Linked DNA regions of Mus musculus: region 1 is linked to region 2. The links are chromatin loops, found by intact Hi-C in ENCODE. Cell type or tissue: left cerebral cortex. All regions are shown on one strand. Region 1 holds the start of Relb (avian reticuloendotheliosis viral (v-rel) oncogene related B). Region 2 overlaps Clasrp (CLK4-associating serine/arginine rich protein).

Region 1 (5,000 bases), 39 kb before region 2:
AACCTAGTATTTGAACACAGGATATTTGATTCAGGACCTTCCAATTACAACTCTCTTGAGAGAGATTGCTTGTCTTTTCATTCAGGGTCTTGCTATAAGTAGTCCAGACTGGCCTAGAACTCGTGGTGATTTCCTGCCTCAGACTTTCAAGTGTTTTAAGTTACTCGTGTGAGCTGTCATACCTGGCTCTCAGTTTTGCTTTTGAATTCACAGTCGTGTCTCAGATCCAGGCAATCAACACAGGTCCTCCAACATGCTAGGCAGGTGCTCTACCACTAAGCCACACCACCAGCCCAATTTTCCCCCTCTTCTCCCCCTTCTTTTTTGTTTTATTTTGTTGGTTTGCGTTGAGACAAGGGCCTGCTATGCAGTGGAACTCACTACTTGTCAGTGGATCTCCTGCCTCTGTCTGTCCAGAATGGGCATATTGTGGCTACAATATCTTTCTGTGTGCTGCTGAGAACACAGCCTAGAATCTCATACATGCTAGACAAGCATTCTATCACAAGCCACATCCTCAGCACTACAGTTGGAAAACCTCAAGGAAAGCAGTGATTGGTGTGTGTGTGTGTGTGACTGGCAAGCTTATTCTATGGGAGATGTCCACTCCTGGGCTTGCTTATGACACTGGAACATTTCCCTCTGGTACAAAGTGAAAAAGAATATGATTCAGTGTGAAAGTTACATGATATTCCCATTTCTATATTTATCAAATTATGTTCTAATAGAACATAGCCACATCCCTGTTTCTGGTCCTTGGCTGTTTATGTAAGATGGCACATTTGAAAATTAAGACCATTTGGTTCTCAAAGCCTGAGCCTAATGTCTTTCATTGCAAGAAAAGGTTTGCTCTAAGCTGGACGTGATGGTAGGTGCCTGGGATCCCCAGGACTCAGGCTGAAGCAGATGGATTATCATGAATTCAATGTCAACCAGAGCTACATAGCAAAACCAAAACAATGCTCTTTGCTTTGGTGTGCAACAGTAGATACCGGTGCCACATCATTCACTGCTGCAGTTTTCTGCCTCTGGAGCAAGAAGTGGGCCTGGTTTTAGTAATGCTGTACCCTAGTTTTCATTACAGGCTGCAGCATATGGCAAGTGCTTAATTATGCGTAGGTTGCTTGAATCATTGATCACACATGCTATGATAGAAGGGGAATGGAACATACAAGTTTCTATAGGTTTCTATAGGTTATAGGTGCCATATATCACCAACGGGCTGGGACTGTAGCTCAGTATTCATGAAGCCCTGGGTTCAACACTCAGTGCTGCATAGACTAGGTGGTGGTTCATGCCTGTCGTCCCAGCACTGTGGAGGGACGAATCTGAAGGATCCATGGGGGCAAAAGGATCTGCAGTTCAAGGTCATCGGTCTGGGCAAGATGAGACCCTATGTAAATTTTACTTCAAACAAATTATCAATGGCTGCTAACTTCCCACTCCTGGCTTCATTTGCCAGCCTGAAAGATAGCAGGTTCAAGCCCTCGTAGGGGAAATGGAATGCCCATTTCTCAGCTTGTTCTGTGGGTAGGGCGCAAGTGGACCCGGACGGACCTCAGTGGTCTTGGCCAAGGCAATGGGCAGCGACTCGCACCCGGACCCTGCGAAGTGCCAAGCCTTCGCTTCCCGGCCGACCCCGCCCCCGCAGTCACGTGAGCAGCGGGGGTTTTCCCATTCCCTTTGACGTGACGTCACGGAGGGGTACGAGCCAATGGGTGCGCAGGCCGGCGGCGCCGGGGAATTCCGCCGCCCCGCCCCCGCCCGCCGCCCGCTCGGCCCGGCGCCCCCCGCAGCCCCGGGCGCCGTGCGTCCAGCCCGGCCTTCGGCCCTAGCCTTGCACCGCTTGCCCGGCCGGTGATCGTCCCAGCCGACCGGGCTGTCCGACTGCCCGGCTTGCCCTCGTGTGCGCTCGCCCTGAGCTGGCCTTCGGGCTGTCGGTCCCTACGGGCCGGGCCATGCCGAGTCGCCGCGCTGCCAGAGAGTCCGCGCCCGAGCTAGGGGCCTTGGGTAAGCAGAGTGGAACCTCTGGGGCGGGGCTCGGGCTCGGGGAGTTCGGGGCGCTCGGAGTCATCTGCGGGTTTCCGCAGGATTCGCGCTTCGGTGCGGAGAGTACAAGGGTGGCGGGGACACTGCGCGAGGGATAAGGCAGAAGGTAGAGGATGGTGAAGGGTCTTGCCGGGGAGATACAGGCTAGGCGTCCCGCTAAGGAGTGAGAAGGGGGCGGGGCCTGAGCCTGAGGCAAAGAAGGGGGCGGGCCGGGCGGCGGTCGAGAGGAGGGGCGGGGCATAACTCTGAAGGGGAGGAGCCATACACACAGGGGCGGGGCAAACTCAGAGGAGGCTTCTGGTTTACAGAGTGGGTGAGGCTGCTCTTAGGAGTAAGGGGCGGAGCCTAATTCGAGGAAGTGGCTTTATTCTCTCCAAACAAGGGGGACCCTTCTCCCGCAAGGCTTAGGCCTTTAGAGGCAAAGAAAGAGGCGGGGCCCAGCTTCAAGATTTAAGGAGGAGCGGTGCCTGACCTCGAGGAGGAGGATCCAGGACTGTGCTTGACAGGAAATAGGGGCGGGGTCAGGCTCCAAGAGCAAGAAGAGGTGTGTGGCTCAGTGAGTGGGCGGGACTTACCCTTGGGTTGGGGTGGGGGAAAGTGGGGCGTAGTGGCAGGTCTAGGGAAAGGGCAGGGCCTGTTTAGAAAACGAAGGGCGGGGCCTGACGATGGGATTGAAAAGGGGCGGGGCCTGCAGCGAGATGGGGGAGAGGAAAGTTCTCCAGTGACGAAGTATTGGGGCTCGGATTTCGCCCTGAGGGAAGAACGGAGACGGGGGTTTTCCTGAGGCATCAGGAGTCCTCCAAGTCCCACCTTAATGGGGAAAGTAGCGGATATTGAGTGATGATTGGCGGAGTCAAAGGCAGAAACGAAAAGCCAGAACTTTTTTCAAGAGTTAGAGAAGAGCCGGTTGTGGTGGCGCACTTGGGAGGCAGAGGCAGGCGGATTTCTGAGTTCGAGGCCAGCCTGGTCTACAAAGTGAGTTCCAGGACAGCTCAGGGCTATACAGAAAAACACTGTCTCGAAAAACCAAGAAAAAAAAAAAGGAGTTAGAGAAGGCTGGCCTGCACCTGAGCTCGGTAAGGAGGAGGGACTTTATTCAAGGGACCAAGCCAGAGAGAGGAGCAGGCTCATCAGAGTCTCTGGTCCTGCATTGTTTGTTAATCCAGGTCTCCATCTCACAGGTTCCAGTGACCTCTCTTCCCTGTCACTAACGGTCTCCAGGACCACAGGTGAGCAACCCCCACAGCCCCTGCCCACCTGCTTGTAGGAAATGGGATTGGAGGAGCCCCCGTGGAGAGGGAATGAGTGTACCCACTTTGCAAGCTTTGTCTGTTGGTACTCTGTCTGTACTCCACCCCCACATTTCTCTGGCAATAGCCAGGTAGTCCTGGCTCACTATAAAAGGGGCTGATGCATCCCCTCCATCTTGCTCCCTTGCTCCCCTCTCTCCCCATTCCCTTTCCCCTTCTCTCCACGTGGTCATGGCTGGCCTCTACTTCTCTACTTCTCTCTGCCTTTCTCTGCTTCTACTACTCTCTTTTTTGTTTGTTTTGTTTTTCGAGACAGGGTTTCTCTGTGTAGCCCTGGCTGTCCTGGAACTCACTTTGTAGACCAGGCTGGCCTCAAACTCAGAAATCCGCCTGCCTCTGTCTCCCAAGTGCTGGGGTTAAAGGCGAGCGCCACCACGCCCGGCTTCTACTACTCTCTTAACTCCCCTCCCCATGCCCTAAATAAACTCTGTTCTATACTATACCGACCTTCAACCTTCGAGTGGCTGGTCCCTCAGGGAAGGGATGCCTTGGCATGGGCCCACGGAGGCACCCCCTTCCCCCATACCTCACCACACACCTTAAAACATATATTAGTACCCCTTTTTCATTTTATAATCACAGCGTTGTCTCTCCCTGTTTTATTCCTTACGTGCCCATATTGTCAAGACTGTTAGAAGCTTGTATAGTTCTATTTGCTGACCCCCTAAGTAAAGGCTCTTTTAGATGTTCTCCATCATCCATTATTTTGGGCCTTGGAACTGAATTTCAGACATGATGTTACCACCCCCTCACGTGATTTCCCTAAAACTACCTCAGTTTTATTCATCTGTTTCATACCCATTTGTTCCTTTTTGGAGATAGAGAAAGTTAAATGAGTTGATGCTTACAAATTCATAGCCTTCCAGTTCATAGTAGCTGTTAGTGGCATAGTCATGATAATAAGAGTAATAATAGCAGTTAGTTAGACTATCATAGTTCTCAGACCATGTCCATTTAAATTATCTAGACCCTTGGTGAAGCAGGGAGAGGGAGCAGGCAGTGATGGTCTATTCCTTTATACTCAGGCAGATCTCTGTGAGGCCAGCCTGGTCTACATAGTGAGGCAGGCAGATCTCAGTGAGGTCAGCCAGGGCTACATAGTGAGTTCCAGGACAGCCAGGTCTACAGGAAGAGACCCTGCCTCAACAACAACAACTATTGCCAGTAAAAGCAGTACATGCCTATACTGTTCTGTAATGTTCCCAGCACAGGGGAAGCTGAAGCAGGGGGATGGGCACAAATTTGAGGCTGATAGTGGGACCTTGTATTAAAACACAAAACAAAGACAGACAACCCACAAACAAGATGGATAGAAGATGTAGCTCGGTTGAGAGTTTACCTAGCATGTGCAAGGCCCTGTGTTGGACCCAGCATTCTATAAAATGGGGCCTATTGGTTCCCACCTGTGATTCCAGTGCCTAGGGGGTGAGAACTGGAAGATAGGGAGTTCAAGGCCATCCTCAGCTACTTGTCTTGTTCAAGGCCTCTCTGAGGGTCTTAGTTGTTTTTCTATTGCTGGGACAAACCACCACGACCAAGACAAAGGATTTATTGAGACTTACAGTTTTGGAGGGTGAGCCTATGACCGTGTTAGTAGGGAGACTAGCTTGAGGCAGGCAGGCATAGGCTGCAGTACTATCT
Region 2 (5,000 bases):
TTGAGTGGATCACCTGGCTGGTGTTATATACTGTGGTCACTTGGGTCCTAGACAGAAGAATAATTTGAAATAGGTGACTCTACCTTGGCTGTCCATCCCCCCCCCCCTCCCCCCCCGCCATGTCTTCGTGTCCCACTCCATCTACATGTGCCTGGCTGGGCTGACCTGTGCCTCTCCTTGCCAGTCTCTGAGGAACAGTGCTTGTATCAGATCTACATTGATGAGCTGTACGGAGGCCTGCAGAGACCCAGCGAGGATGAGAAGAAGAAGTGAGTCAAGGGTCTGGTCTGATGGGGTGGGGACTAGCCTTTCCATCCCATCAGGTCAGTAAGCACTCAATGGGTGCGGCCTCTGTATATGTGGAGAGGAAGCGGCAGCCACAGTTCTGCCCAAGCTTGTTGCTTCTAACTTGCAGAAGGGGGTGGGGGGGTGAGTCCTGTGGGGAAGGCTGAGGAAAGGCAGCCCCTTGGATTCAGCCTTAAGTCAGGAGCTTCGAGGACCATGAGTGATAGGGAGTCATGCACTTCTGGTGCCAGCACGCAGTGAGCTTGCAGCCCACAGCACTGCAGGCCTGGAGGCATCAGTGTTAAAGCTAGCCTGGCTGGGTGTTGTTGTCAGATCCCTGCTCACATCTGGGAGCAACCACTTACAGGATCTGCTTGTTGATACTCAGCCTTGGCTCCAGGATAAGGGTGCTGGGATGAGGCAAGATATATTGACAGTTGAAGTCCGCAGTGGCCTCTCAATGTGGCCCCTGAAAGCAGAGCTGAGGTACACTTTGTTCAAGATGACTCTGGGATCTGCACTCATGGGACTTAAGGCAGGCAGGCTTGTATCCTGACAGGTGAACAAGGAGGACTTCTTGGAAGAGGAGGCCCTGTACCAGGACAGGAATGGGAAGGACCAGGCCATAGTGGGGTGGGCTAGAGTGGACCAGCTTAGGTGGATATGTGTAACCACTGTGGGGCTCACCTGTGGCCCTGCTCCTGCCGGGTACCCCCTGGCTCATGGCTCTCTTCCCAGGCTGGCAGAGAAGAAGGCTTCCATCGGCTACACCTATGAAGATAGTACTGTGGCCGAGGTAGAGAAGGTGGCTGAGAAGCCAGAGGAGGAAGAGTCACCAGCAGAGGAGGAGAGCAACTCGGATGAAGATGAGGTCATCCCCGACATCGGTGGGGTTCCCTCTCTGCCCTCCCCACCTGCAGTCCCCGGGCATCGGTTCTGTGTCTCGTCCCTCACCCTGTGGGGTACCCGTGCTTACAAGGCCTCCCCCACCCTACCCCAGCTCCAGGGCCTCAGTCTCCTGTTACTTCCAGCCTTCCCTGTCCCTTGTCTTGCCTGTCCCCTATCCCATGTGCTCTCCCTCCCCATTTCTGGGCACTGTTCTAGAAGATTCTTCCACCTAGGAGCTAGCCCTTCCTCTTCTACGTAGGCTGGCCTTGCTTTGCTCTGGGAAAGCAACTTTCCCCATTCCTAGAGCTGCCCCCCATCCTTCAGCTTCTATCGCTCATACCCCATGGTTACCTCCTTCTCCTGTGGATGTGCCTGGCCAGAAGACTGTCACTGCCCCGTCTCTATCCTACTCTTCCTGGTGCACATGCAGACTTAGCCCCAGCCAGAGCCAAAGTTCATGTGTGTCCTTCCTGCCCTTCCTCTGTGTGCCGCTCTCTGCCCACCCCACCTCCATCTATTTCCACCTCCCATCTTGTCTTTCGTGCACTCCATCCACAGACTCGTCCACCCACCCTACTGGTCCCCTGCTGTGCTGTGTGCTGTGCTGGCCAAGCCTCAGCTTGGTCCTCAGAGCTGTGCTAGCACAGCAACATTCTCCCTGAAGGTGCTCTATCTGGCAGACTTGCCCCGACTTGGGGTGCTCCTCCCCCCTCTCCTGGGGCTTGGGTCCCTGACAGCCTTTTTCTTGTGCAGACGTGGAGGTGGATGTGGATGAGCTGAACCAGGAGCAGGTGGCTGATCTCAATAAGCAGGCCACAACCTACGGCATGGCTGATGGAGACTTTGTCAGGTGAGAGTGCTGGCTGGCATGCCAGATTTTGGCTATGCCCTGGCTTCTGTATCACATGCCTGCTACCAGCATCTGTTCTCAGCCTGTGAGCTATGAATTTGTAGCCCCACTTTCTGCAGAAACAGATCTTGTCCTACAGCGTGACCTGGAAGCTACTAGTTCTTTGGGGACAGCACCCTCTAGTGGTCATCCCTATGCATGTTCATATGACAGTGAGCAAGCCTCTGCCACTGCCTGTACTTGGTCATGCCACACCAAGCACTCTCTTTACATCAGTGGCACCGACAGACCAGAAACCATTTTTGTGTGGCACTGGGGATGAATCCCCAGGTCCCTGCCCTGGCCTATTAGAACCCTCTAGCTCAGAGGTTCTTCCTGACCCCGTGACCCTTTAATACAGTTCATCATGTTGTAGTGACCCCAAGCATAACAGTATTTTCACTGCTGCTTCCTAACTAATCTTTGTGGTGCTCTGATGTAATGTAAATGTTTTGGAGATAGAGATTTGCCAAAGGTGACAGGACCACAGGCTGAGGGCCGCTGCTCCAGTGCTTTTGCCCTTAAAGGATTAAAGGTGCTTGTTGCTGCCCCCACTACTCAGCCCAAAGCAGAGAGCCTGGAGCTGTGCTGATGGCTGGCCAGCCCCAGCCATCCTCCTGCCTCTGCCTTTCACAGTTACAGGCATGGAGTAGCCACACACAGTTTTTAAAGTGTTCTTGTGGGGTTCTCCTTTCTGTTTTGTTCTGAGTTTTATGTGTATGGGTGTTGTGCCTATATATAGTTTTGTGCATCATGTGCAGGCCAGCAGAGGGCGCTGGATCCCCTAGAGCTGAAGTTAAAGGCAGTTGTGAGCTATCAGATGTGGGCGATTAGAAATGAACTCAAGTTCTCTGGAAGAACAGTAGGTGTTCTTGACCTCTGAGCCATCTCTCCAGCCCCGAGTGCCAACTGTGAGGGTGCCTCACAACCAGTTCCAGGGCATTCACCAGGCACACATGTGACAGACACATGCACAGGCAGAGCACACAGAAATCAGGTCTAAAACCAGCTCTTTTAGGTGCTCAATAAAATCTATTAAACACAGAAGGGAAATTAAGTGTAATAGCGCATACCTATGATTCTGCAGTCTTGAGGCTGAGGCAAGGTTATGAGTTCAAAGCTAGGCCCAACAGAACAAGACCCCATCAAAGGGAAGAACAGAAAAGGAAAGGGTAGGGTAATGCCTGCCTGCACATCCCGTGGCTACAAGGATTTCACCGTGAGTTAAAGACCAGCTAGCCTACAGCAGAGCCCTGGTTCAGGGAGAAAGGAATCATGGAGTAACATCAGGTCCCTGCTGTCTTTGCTGCCTTTACCAGGGCTCTGCCCACTCTGTGACCTATGCCCTTCATGCCCATCCTAACTTCCTCTGCAGGATGCTACGGAAAGATAAGGAGGAGGCAGAGGCCATCAAACATGCCAAAGCCCTGGAGGAGGAGAAAGCCATGTACTCGGTGAGGTCTGGTAGGGCTCGGGGGTAAAAGTGGATCCAGTGAGGGCACACCTCACCGTCCTGGTGCTTCCTCCCCATCCAGGGCCGTCGTTCCCGGCGACAGCGAAGAGAGTTCCGGGAGAAGCGGCTGAGAGGCCGCAAGATCAGCCCTCCCAGGTAGGATATCTCCTCTGCACAGCCAGGGGCTGGAGAGTGGAGCCCAGCCTTGGCAGTGGGGCGACAGTTACAGAGCTAGGAGTAGCTGGAGGCATGGGAATGCTTCCCGGGCCACCTGCCCCCCACCTCTCAGTCAACCTGCTGGGCCCAACACAGCCCACCTGCACTGGTCAGTGTCATCTCTACAGGGTCTAGATAAGAGGCTCCTTTCTTCTGGCTAGTTTCCTCCATTGTAAAGTGGAGAGAGGCTACTTCCCACAATGAAGTCTTGAGAGGATTGGGAGAGCAGTTGCATATGAGTAGAGAAGAATCTGGGCCTGGGAGCCCTGGGCAAATGTCTGAGGAAGGTTTGGGTGTGACAGTGTAAGGTTAGCAGCAGGCCACAGGCCCCTCCACACAGGGCACTGCCACCAGAGGACGTTACTTACCCTCACAGGGACCGCTCCTCCCCTATGAAGAGTGTGAATCCTCAGACTCAGATACTGCACTGAGTTAGTTGGACATACTGTTGTTTTCTCGCCAGCACTGATGTCACCATGCTGGGTACTGGTCACCATGGCTTCCAGTGTAGCACTGGCAGCACCAGGGCTGTAATAAGGAGACCAATGTGGGATCCCCACAATGACATGGGGTGTACAATCTGCAGCACTGGGGCTCAGAGTGGAATAGTTGACACTAGCCAGCCTGGTCTCAGCTCTCCTGCCCTTCCCTGTTCTCTCCATAGTTATGCCCGCCGAGACAGCCCCACCTATGACCCCTATAAGCGGTAAGTGTCAGTGCTCTGGAAGAAGTCACTCCTGTTTGGGTCACTCCTGTTACAGATGGCATCCTGTGGTCTATGGATAGGGGTTGGGTCTATATCAGTTTTGTTTTTCCAAATTTTTTTTTTAATTTAGAATCTCTTTAGGACATAAAGGGGCATAGAGATTGGGTGTGTTTAACACACGACTCCCAGAATTAGTGAGAAACTCCCCTCACTCTCTGCTAAGGCCAGGGAGTGGGGCCTTTTGTGTTGGCCTGCTTTTCCCTAAAGGGAGTCCCACTAGGCTCAGTGTTTCATGGGCTGGAATTAGCTGAGGACCTCCTCTCCAGGTTAAGCAGGAAGACCTCACTGTGTTTTGCTACCGTTCTAGGGCTGAAACCCAAGGTCTCTTGCATCGGCAAAGCCTTCTTTGCACTACACCGTCTTTCATTTTACTAGCACAGAAAGCCAGCTACTTTTGTTTTGTTTTGTTGTTGTTTATTGAGACATGGACTCTTGGTACTCTCTATGTAGACTAGGCTGGCCTCTACCCCTACTACCCCCTGCCCATTTTCTTTTGTGAAAAA

The links. A loop is a pair of places that touch in the nucleus more often than their neighbours do. Peaks named below come from ENCODE experiments on the same cell type or tissue, not always from the same donor. Only the 100,000 strongest peaks of a DNase experiment are listed, where the experiment ranks them.
Region 1: a loop joins it to region 2, with 2.4 times the contacts of the local background. A loop is called at or near these places in 4 of 42 quality-filtered maps.

Annotation. Positions count from the first base shown.
Region 1 is chr7:19,626,201-19,631,200 of GRCm38, reverse strand. Relb (avian reticuloendotheliosis viral (v-rel) oncogene related B) reads left to right here and starts at 1,763. Exons shown (of 12, transcript NM_009046.2): 1 at 1,763-2,010; 2 at 3,231-3,278. The coding sequence starts at 1,959. In left cerebral cortex, no CTCF peak of the experiment used is centred here; DNase peaks (open chromatin) are centred at 1,048, 1,665, 2,023, 2,449 and 1 more place; H3K4me3 peaks cover 1,652 bases; H3K27ac peaks cover 1,405 bases.
Region 2 is chr7:19,587,262-19,592,261 of GRCm38, reverse strand. Clasrp (CLK4-associating serine/arginine rich protein) reads left to right here. Exons shown (of 21, transcript NM_016680.5): 6 at 185-269; 7 at 1,024-1,172; 8 at 1,927-2,023; 9 at 3,438-3,516; 10 at 3,598-3,671; 11 at 4,396-4,437. Among named protein-coding and RNA genes, the nearest start is that of Zfp296, 12 kb to the right of the region's middle. In left cerebral cortex, CTCF peaks have their summits at 2,213 (motif pointing left) and 2,833 (motif pointing right); DNase peaks (open chromatin) are centred at 2,177 and 2,839; H3K27ac peaks cover 980 bases.